2 separate regions of the Mus musculus genome follow, and region 2 is linked to region 1. The links are chromatin loops, found by intact Hi-C in ENCODE. Cell type or tissue: gastrocnemius. All regions are shown on one strand.

What was found. A loop is a pair of places that touch in the nucleus more often than their neighbours do. Peaks named below come from ENCODE experiments on the same cell type or tissue, not always from the same donor. Only the 100,000 strongest peaks of a DNase experiment are listed, where the experiment ranks them.
Region 2: a loop joins it to region 1, with 7 times the contacts of the local background. A loop is called at or near these places in 4 of 42 quality-filtered maps.

What each region holds. Positions count from the first base shown.
Region 1 is chr8:10,435,024-10,443,023 of GRCm38, forward strand. It overlaps Myo16 (myosin XVI), which reads left to right. Exons shown (of 35, transcript NM_001319151.1): 17 at 756-867; 18 at 3,776-3,893; 19 at 4,610-4,681; 20 at 7,195-7,336. Among named protein-coding and RNA genes, the nearest start is that of Gm51561, 8.8 kb to the left of the region's middle. In gastrocnemius, no CTCF peak of the experiment used is centred here; DNase peaks (open chromatin) are centred at 3,958 and 4,849.
Region 2 is chr8:11,211,688-11,219,687 of GRCm38, forward strand. Col4a1 (collagen, type IV, alpha 1) reads right to left here. Exons shown (of 52, transcript NM_009931.2): 34 at 7,393-7,545; 35 at 7,182-7,280; 36 at 6,994-7,083; 37 at 6,226-6,365; 38 at 5,747-5,873; 39 at 5,578-5,658; 40 at 5,014-5,112; 41 at 2,965-3,015; 42 at 1,817-2,002; 43 at 915-1,048; 44 at 77-149. Among named protein-coding and RNA genes, the nearest start is that of Gm15418, 28 kb to the left of the region's middle. In gastrocnemius, a CTCF peak has its summit at 3,791 (motif pointing left); a DNase peak (open chromatin) is centred at 3,757; H3K27ac peaks cover 354 bases.

The DNA.
Region 1 (8,000 bases):
CTTGTGCCACTTCATACGTGTTTCTGCAAGTTCCTGGGACGTGGGCGTTATTTGCAAACTAGGCCCATTCTTACTTAGCCACTGGCTCTCCTGAGGGAGCCTCGCTCCTCCACAGCGTTCCCTCCTGGTGCCTACCTGCTTCCTCCACACTTAGAAGCACCGTTCACCCACACTCGGGTCATTTGCTCTGCTTGCACACTATGCTGTTGCCAGCTCTCCCCTTGTCTGTGACTTGGGTACCTAACCTGCTCCTGATTAGTTTCCTAGAGGAGCCCTTTGTCCTTGTGGTTGGTGTCCTCAGCTTTTTGGTATGCCTGCATTTGGTAATCGGCGCTTCGGTGTTTGCAAAGCAAAGGGAATCAATCAGCAACCTTAAAATTAAATGCTACTGGCAAGCAGGGATAATACATTAGTATACATTAAGCATCTTTCATGCAAATGTGACTTGCAAGGCCTGTTTCGACACCTGCCAGCTTCCTATATGAAGTTCACAGCACGCTGATGACCGTCTCCCCTCACGGAGAAGGGTTCAGATGAGGTGAGTCCCGTGTCTGCAGTGTGATGATATTCTGGTATTAGAATAACTGTCTACTTTCCGGAGACATCATGTGCTCCTGAGTCGCTTTGTAAACACCTGGGAACACAGTGTCCAGGTGATTTCCACTATGACAGAGATCAGGTACCAATGAGGTAACCTTTTACCACCAGCATTTGACTCCAAGCCAAGTCATAACACCACGTATTTATCCTAACAGGTATGTGAGCCAAGGCATGCGGGAAGATGTGTCTACAGCAGAGCATTCTCTGAACAAGGAGAGACTTGCAGCTCTGAAACATGCTCTGAATGTAATTGGCTTCAGCACCTTGGTGAGTCCCCTTATCAGGGCTTCACACGGAAAGCCAGCCGCTACCAGTTTATAGACTCACTTCTCCCAAACCGTTTCCTGAACCTCAGTGTAGCCCAAGGGTTGCTGCCAGCTCTGACAATGTTTCAGCAGAGAACGTGGTCTATATGGCCTCCTGGTGCTGACTGTCCAGCCTGGGCAGGAGACAAGGGAGCAGGATGAATGGGTGGTAGATCCCTGGAAGGCAGAGATACACGGATACAGTAACAAGGCATTGATGTTATCTCATTTGTTTGCCTATTTCTTTCTTCTTTCTTCTTCTTCTTCTTCTTCTTCTTCTTCTTCTTCTTCTTCTTCTTCTTCTTCTTCTCCTTCTTCTTCTTCTTCCTCTCTCTCTCTCTCTCTCTCTCTCTTCCTTTCTTTAATATATATGGGAGTTGTGCTTGCACATAGTGCCTGTGGATGACAGAAGAAGGTATTGGGTCCCTTGGAACTGGAGTTACATACAGTTTATAAGCTACCTTGTGGATACTGGGAATCAAACCCAGGTCTTCTCCAAGAGCACCCCCACTCCAAAATACTGAGCCCGCTCTCCAGAACCATCATTTTCAATAGAAATATAAGAAAAAAAAAACCTTTCACATACATATTTAGAATAAACCAGATAACTGTGTTGTCTGAACCATGAGAAAACTGGCTAAGCTGAAGAAACCATACTGTTAAAATGGTCACCCTGCAAACTAACATAATCACTTTACTTAAGTATCTTCTCTAGCAGGCTAGAGCAGGCAGGGAAATTTCTAGCCCTCTGCTGTGCCAGAGCAATTTCAAAGATAACAGAGAGGCCTGTGGTCAAGCCAGGCTGCCTAGGACTTATAGTCTGCTCTGGATACTGGGCACTTGTCATGTGACAAAGGAGGCTAAAGAAATGAACTTTTTGTTTGTTTGTTTATTTGTTTGTTTGTTTGTTTGTTTTCTGGGTTTTTTTGGGGAGGGTTGTTTGTTTTGTTTTGTGTTTTTCGAGACAGGGTTCTCTGTATAGCTCTGGCTGTCCTGGAACTCACTTTGTAAAACAGGCTGGCCTCGAACTCAGAAATCCACCTGCCTCTGCCTCCCAAGTGCTGGGATTAAAGGCGTGCACCACCACTGCCCGGCTTTGTCATGTGACAAAGGAGGCTAAAGAAATGAACTTTTTGTTTGTTTGTTTATTTGTTTGTTTGTTTGCTTTTTTGTATCTTAAAATATTAATTTGAATTTAAATAGCCATGTGGTTAGGGATTATTGCTCTGAATGGGTCTGGTCCTGAGAATTAGACATGAATGGTTAGGCCCCTGAGGATGTTCTTGGACGTCATTTCTGTTTTCCTGATGTGGTATCTCTTCTCCCTCAATATGGAAGTAATGTAGATTGGGCCAAATCCTCAGGGACAATGAGCAAGAGGTCACTGGGGACCCCAGCGAGCCCCGCAGCTCCATCCCAGATGTAGTCTGAAGTATGAGCTCCTTCTCCTTCCTTAGAAGTGTGTGTGTCATGCTTGCCCACAGTCTTGGGCAACGGGGGCTGGAGGAAGCATAAAAGACAATTGATAAATGGCTCACCCTAAGTGGATTCACTGAGACACTTTGTTCAAACAGGCCCCACACCTTTAAGAGCATGGAGTTCCACAGTGAGAGGCAGTCTGATGATGTCTTGTTCTTTTGACCCTGGTTATTCAATTTCTACATGTCTGTCTTTTTCTGGCCCTGCCCACTTGCATGCTCTGTATTAGCGCTGGCTTCCGTGATGTCTCTTTTCTTATCCTCACTCCCCAACCTGGAGTTTCTAGATCCTGTAGGGAACAGGAACACAGACAGGGGCAGGGCACCATTTTACCAAAATATCATCCACTTGGAAACGCCTTTCAAGTTCCACAATTGATCCTCAAAGGCAGGACAGGCAAAACACACCTGCTGACTGGCATAGCTGATGGAGACGGCAGTGCATTTACACAAACGGCCTGATGTCCATCCCTTCATCGTAAGCCTTTGAAGCAATGTGAAGAACAAAATCTGTTCCACTTTGGAGTGGTGGCCTTAGTCCATGACAATTCAAAGGATAGTATTTCTGGCCGATAAGGCCTTCAGAGCAAAATCTGCAAGGGCTTGTGTTTCTTAGAGCAAAACCTGCAAGGGCTTGTGGTTCTTTGAGACTACTTTGCAGAGAAGCCTCCATCTCTGCACCAACCATATCCAGTAGCAGGCAAGCTGACAAGGCAGGGGGACACCACTGCACCACTACAGACAAAAGCGGGACCCCAGAACTCCTCCTCCTTCCATGGGGAGTTTTCCTCTGATTCAGTTTCACTGCATTATATCGTGGGTTATAGTGAACACTCAAAGCTCTGTCTTCCTCACTGAATAAATCATACCCCCCCCCCCCGAGAACAGCACAGGCCCTCCTTGCCTGTGTAGAGGTGACTACCTTGCAGAGTCCAGTGGGAAATGCTGCCTTCTGTTAATTATGGAATGCTATACCTAAGAATTGCTTGAGATCAGTACCTCCAGGTGCTTACTTTATAAATGGGAAAGTGGCAATTCCCAGCTTCAGGTCCCACTCTTCCCTCAGTTCCAGGCTTCCAGACCAGGCCCTCCTCTCCTGTTCCCTGCACCCATGTGCAAGAACAGCTTGGGACAGTGGGGTGTTTCCTGCAAGTGATTGGACTACAATCACTATTTATATATATATATAATAATGATTATCCAGAACACACTGATTCATACCAGAACAGCAATTTAGGGCAACGCACATGGAGCTGAGATTTGATTTTGAGCAGTTTCTTGAATCTCCCACTGTGGGTCTGAAGAGTGGCAAGCCCAACCCCACCAGAATGCTCCCGGTTGCTTGGAGCTCCCACCTCTGAATTATTCTATCTGTTCTCTGTAAACACTTAGGAGGTGGAAAACCTATTCGTTATCCTATCGGCGATACTACACATCGGAGACATTCAGTTCACTGCACTAACAGAAGCTGACTCGGCCTTTGTCTCTGACCTCCAGCTTCTGGAACAAGGTCAGTGGAGCACCACCACCTTGATGGCAAAGTCGTTGGGGGTGCAGTTTCACAGTTTTGCCAGCAGATGGCGACACAGCACAGAATCCGGCTGGCTGCAACAATCACTAGCTGGTCTGAAGTCTTGGGGGGAGGGGAGAACCTCTTTCTTTTCTCGAAAGGGGGTGGTTGACAAACGTGCTTTCGTGGTCCCATTCTGCACAGGGGTATCATCATATACTTTAGATCATTTGATATTATTAGAATATTCTTTGCCCCAACCTGCTGTCCACACAGTATTTGGAGAGGAGTCGTTAGCTAAACATTATAAACTCACAATTACTTTCCTTTAAACACCATGTTCAAAAGCCCCTCTTGTTTGATATTGTTTTCATGGTCACATCTAGTTTTAAAAAAATATCCTCAAACCACGGGCTTCCAATAAATGGCCTATTTTCACCTGTTTCAAAGTTATTTTAATAAGGAATTTGGAAAAAAATAATCCAGCCCTATCTACAAGGGTGGTGAAGGGGAAAATATGTCCTTACTAAATCCAGACAGACACAAGATCCCACCAGTGTCTGGAGTACTAAGGCATTTCTCTAGATGAGTTTAAGCCAGAGAGTAGAAGTTGCTCTCCTTCTAACATGAAGTATGCACACAATGGACACAAATCGCAGTGTTCTTAGTGTTGAAATGCATGGTGCTTTCTTATTTACAGCTGTGTTTGATTTCAGTGGCAGGTATGTTGCAAGTGTCGACCGACGAGCTGGCATCCGCCCTAACAACTGATATTCAGTATTTTAAAGGTAAGTCCTTGTGCAACCTGACTTTTACCTTTGTACAGTCCCTGGGCTTCTTTGAAATGGGGAAATTAAACACAGCCTTGCCTGTCTCCACACGGGGGAAACTGTTTGCATGGACTGAGTGCCAGGAGAAAGCACTGAAAGGCTGCTGTATGGGAACCCTGCCATGCTCCCGGGAGATCATTCTGAGTAACTAGCCCCCTTCCTAATCAACCTGTCAGTTCAGAAAAACAAAGCCATCAATCTAAGAGGATGTATTCTCATAAAACATGGATCTTCATGGGGGAGGGGTGCGGCCTTCTCTCTGCCTTTCCCCGCTCAGAATGGGGGCTGTCATTTATTTGGTGTTTATGAGGGAATGGCATGGAGCCAAATGGTCCGAAGTTTGTCATTTCTGATCTCAAGAATGGTCAGGAGGCGGGCATAACTATTACTCTCCTCAGGGAGGAAAGTAGTCAGATTAAAAGGGGTTAATCACCAGAGATGCCAAGCCACTGGTAAAGAAGCTGTCTACCTTCACAGGGCGGCTTCAGCCCTCTGTGTATGCCTACTCCCTGTGGCACCCACTGGTGCAAGGCCGTGCTCCGTGCACAGGAGACTAGCACTCCTGCATGTGCTTCAGCTATCCACTGAAATGTCAGGATGGATGCCCTTCTTCAACCTTCCTCTTCATAGCTGTGAGGGCTGGCCTCCCCGGGCACTCTATGTCGAACTTACCAGCTGCTTCGTGGGTCTGGCTTGCAGGGATTTTGATGCTTGGCTAATGACCCCTACTGCTTAGAATCCCCCCTTCCATGCTAATCAACATACTGAGTTTTCCCATGATCCATCCAGCTGTTCCCCAGGTTCTGCTGGCTCCCCTTACCCCTCACCCTTCTCTACCAAGTAGGTTGGGTCCCTCTGACCTCTCAAAGAGCTTCCCTCCTCACAGCCCTCCATTTCCTGTCCAGCATCACAGCAGCAGCTTCTGTTGGTGTTTTCTTTCCTCTGGAAGTCGCTCACCTCCACGGGAATGAAATGGAAGTGTGCTTCTCACCTGCGCGCAACAGTCTTTCCAAGACACCACTTTTCTTAGAGAATGCTCCTCCCTATAGGACAGACTTCCAGGCCCCCTTAGCCATTCTTAGCCATGTCTCCATCTACGTCTCTGCTCCCACCTATGTCAAGTGCCTGGAGTTCTCAAGATGCTGCTGGTCTTTCTGAAGACATGTTCTTAGTCGGGGTTCTGTTGCTGTAACAAAACACCATGACCCAAAAGCAAGCCAGGGAGGAAAGGGTTAATTGTGCCTACACTTCTGAGAAGGAGGTCAGGACAGGAACTCAAGAGGGTCAGGAGACTTGAGACAGGAGCTGATACAGAGGCCATAGAGGGATGCTGCTTGCTGTCTTGCTTCGAATGGCTTGCTCAACCTGCTTTCTTAGAGAAACTAGGACCACAGCCCAGGGATGAGACCACCATGGGTTGGGTCCTCCCCGAATTGAGCATTATATGAGAAAATGCCTTACAGCTGGATCTCATGGAGGCATTTCGTCAACTGAGTCTCCTTCTTCTCCGATGACTCTAGCTTGTGTCCAGTTGACACACAAAACCAGCCAGTGCACATGTTAAATTCCGCTGGTCACTCACCATCCGGTTCCCTCAACACATCCCACCCAACCTCCTCTCACCACATTGCCCACCCTTCAGAGCTCCTCAACCACGTGAACCCGGAACTTTCGTGGTGACATCTGGAAGGCTGCACTTGTCCCCTGCCTTAGTGGGCTTTACCGCACCCATGGTTTTGACCGTGCTCTTTCAATTTAGTGAAGTTCTATCTTGTCTCAGTGGTGGCTCCCCTCTCTTTCCTTTCCCTCCAGCCAACTGAGGGACTCTCCCATCCCTGCCATCTGCTCAGCCTTAAGGACTGAGACTTAAGGACACGCCCTGCTGGCCAAGGCCACAGGCGAGCATTCTTGAGCCCGGCATTCACACACTGTCTCATCCAGCAGTACTGTACTGGATCTGCCTGCATCCCAGGTCACCCTAACTCTCTATCCTGAGTCCCTTCACTGGCCTTCCATTCTGGAACTTCTCCTCTCTCAGGATTCCCATGGCTCCACTTGAGAGTGACAGGGGCTTCTTCCCGAAGGCCCTGTTTTGTCCCCTGGACCCACAGGCACATTCTGATTGATTTGACCATTACTCTCCAGACAGGCAAGTGTTCAAATGCCCTGGGCCAGCTCAGTGCCCAACCAGTGAGCTATTATCCGAAAGCTCACTCACAGGACCCTGAGCTAGCTCTCCAACTGAGAGGAGGTGGCTCAGTTGCAGAGAGGTGCAGAGGTATGCGTAGAAGCCTTAGTAAGAAGTCAAGGTACACGACACTTCAGATGTCGATAACTGTCAGGCACCACCTTTCGGGGCCCTTTCTGGACATGGCGGACATCATAGAGTGTGAGTGGGACATAGACAGTTGTGTTGGCTTCTAACAAGGAGACCATTGTCCACAATTCTCCTCTTCCTTTCACTATTCCAGGAGATGTGATAATACGTCGACACACTATCCAGATGGCTGCGTTTTACCGCGACCTCCTGGCCAAGTCACTGTACAGTCGTTTGTTTGGCTTTCTGATAAACACTGTGAATTGCTGCCTCCAGAATCAAGATGAATATAAAAGGTAGGAACAGTGGATGCTTGCATCTATGTTTCGATGTCACACATAATTCAGGAGGTCTGGACACTGAGCCTTTGGTTACCCTGTCACAGCCCCCCTCAGTAGCTGTTAATGTTGATTGCAATGCCACACACAACTCAGGATTACAGGTGCTGGGCCCTGGGTTATCCAGCTGCATGCAATTCAGGTGCTGTGGATGGTGGCCCAAGTGTTACTCTGCTTTAGCCCCACCCTGGAGAGAGGCTTTACCTTACAGCATTGCCCAGGGCTGGCTTCATTCATGCTTCATTTTAGCAAGCTAACCTCTCTGGAAGGTATCAGTAATTATGCTTTAGAACTATAAGCCCCGCCCCACCTTGCCACCCACCAGCACTGAGGGATGAATCAAACTGTCTCTCATGCATAGATATGCAAATGTGTTCTCTCTAGAATGAAGGTATAGATGTGGCCTTTTGTGCACGAGAAGAATAGAAATTTCATGACTCTAGGAACAAGACAGTCTAAGAATATCTAAAGCTCAGGGGTTGGTGAAAGCCCACGTGTGTCTCTTTCAGAGCCAGTTTGATGATGTGTATGACTCTGCCTTGAGATTCCTCACCTGCTTCACGCGTTGTTTGACAAAGGGTCTCTGTGGTAATCCTCTTGGCTCATACCCTTAATCATCTCT
Region 2 (8,000 bases), 780 kb after region 1:
ATGGAAGCTTGGAGCTCAGGCAGCCTTTGGGACAGTATCCCCTCAACAACAAGGCTGTCAGGCCTCATGGTCTTACCTTGAAATCCTGGAACTCCGGGCAGTCCCATATCTCCCTTTGAACCTGTGATCCCTGGAGAGCCGCCAATGCCCTAGGTACCAAAGGAAGTGTGAGCTGGACATGGCTCTAGACACCCAGTTTGTACCCTGCGTACCCTGTCAGGCAAAAAGCACTTCTGTGTTCTGCACAGGAGTTTGTGAGCTCAGGTGGGTCATACAATTCTTTAAACGACAGAACACGAGAAGATAACTGCAACACTGGTCCCCTGGTCTCTCTTTACTGGTCCATATACACAGCAGTTCCTTCGAGCTTGTAGCCGCTGTCCCCACCCACCAGCATGATGCCATGACACAGCCACAATACCATGGACAGTTGCCATGGAAACAAACCCAGTTCTATCAGGACCATACCACCCTTCTGGTCTCTTCATCGTCAAAGGGCAGTGAGTGTTCCTTAAAACCAGCCTCATGCCCCATCTGAATTATTATTTTAATTATGGAGAAAATATTTTAAAACACCTGAGCCTCTGCCAACTCTAGAAGACAATTCTCAGGCTGTGAAGAACTGCTCTTTACCAAGATACTGAATACTTGCACTGAATTTGTAAATGGGTTGTAAAGTCGGGCACTGAACTATAATCTGCAGCAGTATAGCATTTCCTGTTTAATGGCTCTATAAAATAGATTATAAAAGCACATGCAATACTTTCCTATGCTGATCCCAAAGGAAGGAACTGCTTTAAGGGCTGGGCGGTATCACACATGTGCACACATATAGAAACACATACACACACATATAATAATACTCTTGACCAAAAAGTTCCTTTTGAAAATCAATTCTACACTCAATCACTCACCGGCATGCCTTGGAATCCTGGGTCTCCCTTAGGGCCTGGAACCCCCGGAGCTCCTGGCCAACCTTGATTTCCCTTGTCACCTTTTGGCCCATTGATTCCTGGGAACCCTGGCGGCCCCATAGGTCCCGGATGCCCTAATGCAAAGAACAAAGACGCAGGGTTAGGGTGGTTGGTACTATAGTGGACTGTGTCACTGGGCTATGGTACAGTCACACTGCTATCAACTCTCTGCAACCATAACACCATGGCCTTGTAGAGTAACACAGGCCTCCAGGAAATCAAGGAAGGGTGCTCATACAAACAACAGACTCAGCACCCAAATGCTGGCACTGGCGGCCCAGGTCTGTCACCCCAGCTATACCAGAGACTGAAGCAGCAGGAGACCCAGTTCACTGGTATTAGGCTACAGAGTTACTGATTCAAGGCCAGTGGGGACAACTTTGTGAGAACCTGACTCAAAACAACAACATTAATAAAATGGCTGAGTGTGTAACTCAATAGTAAAATATTTGCCTAGCATACACAAAGCCTATGTTCCATCCCCAGTACCACTAAAATAAGTCAATAGTAAAGCCACGTGGTTATAAAGTCGGGGGCGTACAGCACCATTGAGGTGTTCATGTGAATGTCACAGTGTTGGCTTCCAAAATACTGAAGCCACAGTGTCCAGGGTCCTCCACAACCACAGGAGGCAAGCTCAGGGTGGCAAACATTCGAGCATTGCCCCAGTTAAAGCAAAAATCCAAATGGTATCTCTACTGCACCTCTCTCTGTAATCTTCTCTCATGCTGCTCTCTAAGTAATACCTCAACAGAAAGGAAACCACAGAGACCAGTTCAACAGAGACCCAAGCGCAGCTCTGAGTTGTTAACTTGAGCATGTGTCTGGTGAAAAGCCCTTACCTGGCAGGCCAGGTTGACCCTGAGGTCCTCGGTCTCCTTTGGGCCCCTCCACAGGGTGACCAGGAGTGCCAGGTAAGCCAGGTTGTCCTTGAGGGCCAGGAGGACCCATGAACCCTTGCTCGCCTTTGACTCCAGGAATTCCAGGACTTCCAGCTAGGCCAGGGAAACCCACTTCACCCTTGGAGCCTGCACAGGAGAGAGAGAGAGAGAGAGATGATGGTGACCAGAGGAGCAGAGTCCATAGAGATGCTACACTGCGGTGACAGCCAGAGATCTTATATGTGTATCTTAAATGTGTTTTGAAGTCTTCAAGCAACTATACTACTAAAACCAAGAGTAGGCTCATCCCAAGACATGGACAAAGCAAACTGTTACAAGGATGCAATGGGACCCTACTTAGGCTTCACAAGTGAATTATCAATACAGACAACAGGAAAGCTGTAAACCAGATACTCTATGGGAAGAAGCCAGGCTTGCATGAAACTTGTATAAGATACAGTATCATTCGTGGCTCCTAAATTAACATGGGTATTTGTTTGAGGGGCCTGAGGACTTCAGGATACAATATGGAGGATCAGAACCAGTGGGACAGCCATTGGGTGACAGCTGTGACACTACCCAGAATGCACTGTTTCTGTGGATGCATAGATGAGTCAAAACTTGAAGAACAACAGCACATTTTAAATATGTGCTGTCTATCATATGGTAATGTTAGCCCAATAAAGCTACTTTTAAAAAAATAATAAAGTAAGGGCTAGATAGCTGGCTCTGCAGTCAGGAGCACTCACTGCTCTTGCAGAGGACCCAAGCTCAGTTTCCAGTACCCCATGGCAGCTTACAACCTCCTACACACACACACACACACACACACACACACACATTCAAGCATATGCATTTAACTGATTAATTAAAAAGAAACTACAGAAGATTACCAGGGATGGGAACGCATGTTTACATGCTACTCAAAACGTAAGCAATAATGACATCATAAGGTATTTGGCAGGTACCACATATCACATCACGCGTGAATCAGATGGTGCAATCATCAGACATCTATCAGCCACTAGACACGGTCACTGCTTTGCTAAGGGGGACATGCTGAGTTCCGTGGACCACTCCACACAAAGGTGCGAAGCTGAGAGCGTTACCTTTGTCTCCTTTGGAGCCAGGGAAGCCGGGGAAGCCTCTTCCTGGAACACCTACAGGGTGAGGACAGAAAACAACAGTCTCTTACTCAGCTGCAGAGACAGTGGGAGGCCATGCCCCATGTGCCCTGACACCACGCAGCACTTAAAGAGTGCCCTGAGGAGTCCCGTGGAACCTGGGAGCAAAGCTACACCTCTGCAACTGTCTCATCATGCGTTCTCCTTGAAGACCTTTCTGTTTGGCTCATTAAGGTGCTGAGCAGAAATGATCTGCGCTAATGACACTCTTTCTCCTACAGAGGCAGGACAGAAGGCTCACCTTTCCCTGGGCACTAGGGCAGAAGGTAAACACAGCGAGGCCCTGACAGATGCTACCAATTCCCTTTGATTGCTGCTAGAATTGAGAGTGCTCCCTGGTGTCTTTATCATAAACATCGTTTTTTAAACTTTCTGTGTGGAAACTGGCAGCTATTGTGCAGACCCTACCCTTATAAGGCCCCGGGCAGCCTCAAATAGGAAATCCACCAGTCAAGCAGATACGTTTCTGGTACCCAGTGGACTGCCTTCATTGCAGCCTGGCTGTCTGGATCCCTTACAGTCTAAGGAAACTCTAATGGCTCTGGGTAGACCTCAGAACAGAGCAACTCAAAGCCCAGAGAATTCTAAAGGACCCTGAAGCCATCTTCACCCAGACTACAGAAGAAGCACCTCCCACTGGTGGCCCAGCAGAAAGGAAGGTTTGCGATTGGTGCAAACAACTATGACATACACCCCAGCACTATAAGAGGGAGCTTGGCTCCTGTCCCTAGTCTGCTGCCCCCTGGTGTTCAAAAAGAGGCTTTCTCTAAGTGGTCATTTTTTGCCCAGTCTTGTTTATCTGTGAAAGGCCTCACTATGGAAGGCCAGATTTCTTGGACACATTTGGCTCTTTATCACCAATAAAACAGACAAGAGGAGAGAACACAAGAGGAGACTGTGGCAACAGAGACCAGAGAGTGGCTGAAGAACTTCAGAGAGTTGCCAGGGCAAAAAAAGACAGCAGAAGCCGCAGAGAAAATAACCGTTGGAAAAGGCTTAAGATGAGAAAGGGCAGGCAGGCCCTTGTTGCTAGAATTCCAGGGACCTGCAGCACTTTAAGAGCCCAGTGTCCCAGACACTCTAGGCCTGACAGCTGTGCCACCAGCTACTGAGGGTCCCACACACCTTCAAGCACTCAGAGATACCATCTGATGCTGCTGGCTGCTGCCAATCACCACTGCATAAAGCCAAGGGTTCCAAAGGGACAGCAGCATAGGGAGATTCCTACTCTTGAGTTCTACTTGGCCAGAGTAAAAACACCCCAGTCAGTCCTGGGTAGTGGTGACTACGGCAGAGACACGCAGTCTGGCTTTTCTCAGATGACCATCTGACTGACTCTTCATCCCGTCGAGTGGGTGGAGCACAGAGAGCTGGGTAGTGGGCAGGAGAGTGGGCTTCACATAGCAGTGGGTAAACAGGAGGAGGAAGTGGAAAGGGCTTCTTATACATGATGTCTATAGAGAATGAGTAAGGGAACTGAAGAGCAGCCAGCGGTGATAGCAAGGAGCCCCTGCTGCTCCATTCCTGCCCAACACAGCTATAGCTAAAAACCTGCGGTCCTGCCACGACAGCTCTTCTATCAGTAACAGGAGCAGACACAGGAAGCAACAGTAACCACAAGACCCCCAGACCCTGGAAGACTAGGACTCCTTCCCAAACTGGGGAAAATGCTGGACAGAATTCTCTTGGCTGTTTGGTTTGGTTTTGTCACAGTGAACACAGGGGAAACAGAAAGGGAGGCATTCCTGCCCGGCAGCCCCGCATCTGTGTCTCTGGACCCACCCTCCAGGGAAGCGCTTCACTCACAGAAGGAATGAGCATCCCTCCCTGATCCAATCCCATCCCTCCAGTCCACATCTATATTTTCGGAGCCGCAAGGAACTCAGCACTGAGACCTCTGTGTTCGATCATCATGGCGCTGCAGTCTCTGAGGGAACAGCATGGCTTCTGCTGGGAAGCAGGAACAAGACTCACCTTGTTCACCCTTCTCTCCTGCCGACCCCGGGATTCCATCGCTGCCCGGCTCTCCCTTCTGGCCAGCTGGGCCTGTGGGGCCAGGAGTCCCAGGGAGACCTTGGGGAGAAAGATATGATCACTTGTGGACTGTCCTTAGCACCGTGGCGTCTGAGAAGTGGCCCCTTTCCCACATCAGAAAGAGCTGTTCCCTGCATCCCTGGTATCCCTGATGTCAGCTCTGATCCGTTCCAACAGGTTCTTTTCTGCTGCTAGGAACAGCATAGACCCCCACCCAATGCTTGCACAGAGAGGAGGGAGATATCTGAAATGCTCTTCTCACTACAAAAGCAGCTTGGAGATGCTGGCTTCATTTCCCAAAGACCTCAAACGCTTTACAGACTCTGCCTGTGGATCTGAAAGTGGAGGGATAAACCAGCTGGCCCTAGACCCCAGATAACATACTAGGGCCTGCTTCAGTGTGAAGAATTCTCCCATGAGGCTGAGACTACACTCCCCAACCCCCATGAAGCCTGGGCGCTCCTCATCTTTTCACCCAAGTGCCAGCAAAGGGTCCATCTCTACCTGCTTCTCCTTTGACACCAGGAACGCCATCCAGTCCTGGGAGGCCTTTATCCCCTTTCTCTCCAGGCAGGCCTGGGCTTCCTAAAGAGGAAATGAAAGTTCAGAAGTTGTATGCAGCTAGGTTTTCTTCACCTGTACCTTTCTGCCAGAGCTTGCCCAGCCCCCATACCTGGATGGCCGATGTTCCCCGGAGAACCTCTCGGGCCTGGGGACCCTGGCATCCCTGGGGTTCCGGCACTGCCTTTCTCTCCCTTCTCACCGGGGCTGCCTGGGAAGCCAGCAAGGCCCTGGTCTCCCTGTGAGGAAGAAGCAGACGTGTCACCTACAGGTCTGGAAGCACTTTCTAGGTAGCAGATTTCTAGGTAAGAGAGGCCGTGAGTATCAATCACACTGGAGAATCCCATTTGCTGGGCTTTCCAGAAAAGACATTCTCTCCATCTGCCAAGCTCCCCAGCCCGCCCCTCTTCTTCCTCCCTGTGATATGCGGCCACCCTCACCCTCTCAGAGAGATTCTAGAGTTTGCCCTTGGGAGAAAAGGCAGTGAACAGGAGGACATGACAGAGTTAGTCAGAGGGAGAGCTGTATCATAGTTGTGCTGAGATAGTTGGTAAGTGTCAGGGACATTGTCACGGGGCAGGAGATGATCACCTTGTCACCAGGCCGTCCCGGAATCCCAATGCCAGGTAGACCTGACTGCCCTTTCTCTCCTTTGGCTCCCTTCTCTCCAGGTGAGCCAGGGACACCCTGTGAGCCAGGGATGCCAGGCACACCTTTTTCTCCAGGCGAACCTAGTGACACAGACAATAGAACTTGGACTTAATGGCTGACGCTCAACACAAATCGCTCTGCTTATCAGTCTGCCACCAACACAGCCAGGGGTCCTCAGGCAAGCTAAGCTTCCCCCTGCCTTTGAAAGACCATCACTGTATAGGGAGAACACAGCTCTGCCGATGCGGAACCATCAGTTCCGAGGACTGTGAGGCAGTGTGAAGATTCACACGCCATATATGGACCTATGACACACAGACACAGGTATACCACCAGCAGCCTAGACTGTCATAGCAAGTCATTGGAATTCCTCCCAAAGACCTGAGAGGAGATAGGAAGGCAGGCTTCCAGTTTTGACTATCACTTCCCAGCCTGTGCTGAGAAACACCTCCCCAGCTAACCCACTTATCCATGGGTAGCTCAGACTTCACTTTCCAGTGTGCATCACTTATTCATTTTTAGCAATCATTACAGACACTATAGCCATTGTCAGCCAATGCCAATCAGTGTCAGTCGAAAGCCATCCACCCTAGATGAGAGACACGGCTGTCAGGCCCTGGATCTTCCAAGTGCTGCCCTGCGCACATCCCACCAGCCCCGTGCACACACAGTGTATGTTAGAGACTTTTGAGTCCACAGTCAGGTTACCTGGCAAGCCCATTCCTCCAACTGATCCTTTGGGTCCAGGGAGTCCAGGGGATCCTGGTGTCCCACTAAGGCCTGGGTCACCTTTAGGCCCTAGAATAACGGAGAAAAATCCCACAGGTAAACATCTGCGGAGAGCACTGAGAAGCAGGTTTCTTGACAACGACTGTGGCTATACTGTCCACACCTACCTGGCTGTCCGGGATGCCCTGCCTGCCCATCCTTCCCAGGTACTCCTGGTGTTCCAGGGTCTCCTCGGGAACCTTTATCACCAGTGGGTCCGATTTGTCCTGTAGGCCACAAAAAAACATAGTGAGCTTCCACATCTGCTTCGTAAGCAATTGCTGTAGAAAGCAGGATGATATGATGCCCCAGTGAGGCCTGCCTGTCTCTTCCACTCACCTTTCTCTCCCTGGTCTCCTTTCTGTCCCTTCATGCTCCCCATGTCCACATGCTCCATGGATCCTGGCATGCCAGGAAGCCCAACGTCACCTTTATCACCTTTGAAGCCAGGGTCGCCCCTGGGTCCTGAGGAGCCCGGAAGGCCATGGTCCCCTGTGGAGGAAATGGAAGCAAGCCCCCAGTGAGATCCAGACCCAGCTGTGTCTGGAGGGGACTCTTGCCAGCCAGTACCTGCAAAGTCAGGAAGGAACTAGAACATGGCAAGAGCTGACCATGGCGGCGAGAGTCTGAGCCACAGGGGAGGGGCATTGTGAAGCCTCCTTCTAAAGTTCATTATCTGCCAGCAATCGCAACACATGACTCTTAGATGGACTCCTCATGCCTCCTTCCCAGATGTCTTCCTCAACCTCTGTTCTCCATCACTCTCGAGTGTCCCCCAAATATAAACAAATGACAGACTGGAAAGTTTCTGCATCCCGACATCAACTTCCCTTTTTTGTGCCTTATGTTTACAGTCAGCGTTTTTTAAGAACAGGATTTTGGATCAATTTCAGAGAACAAAAAATAAAAATCTGGGCTTGCCCATGAAGTGGGTTCTACTAATGTGG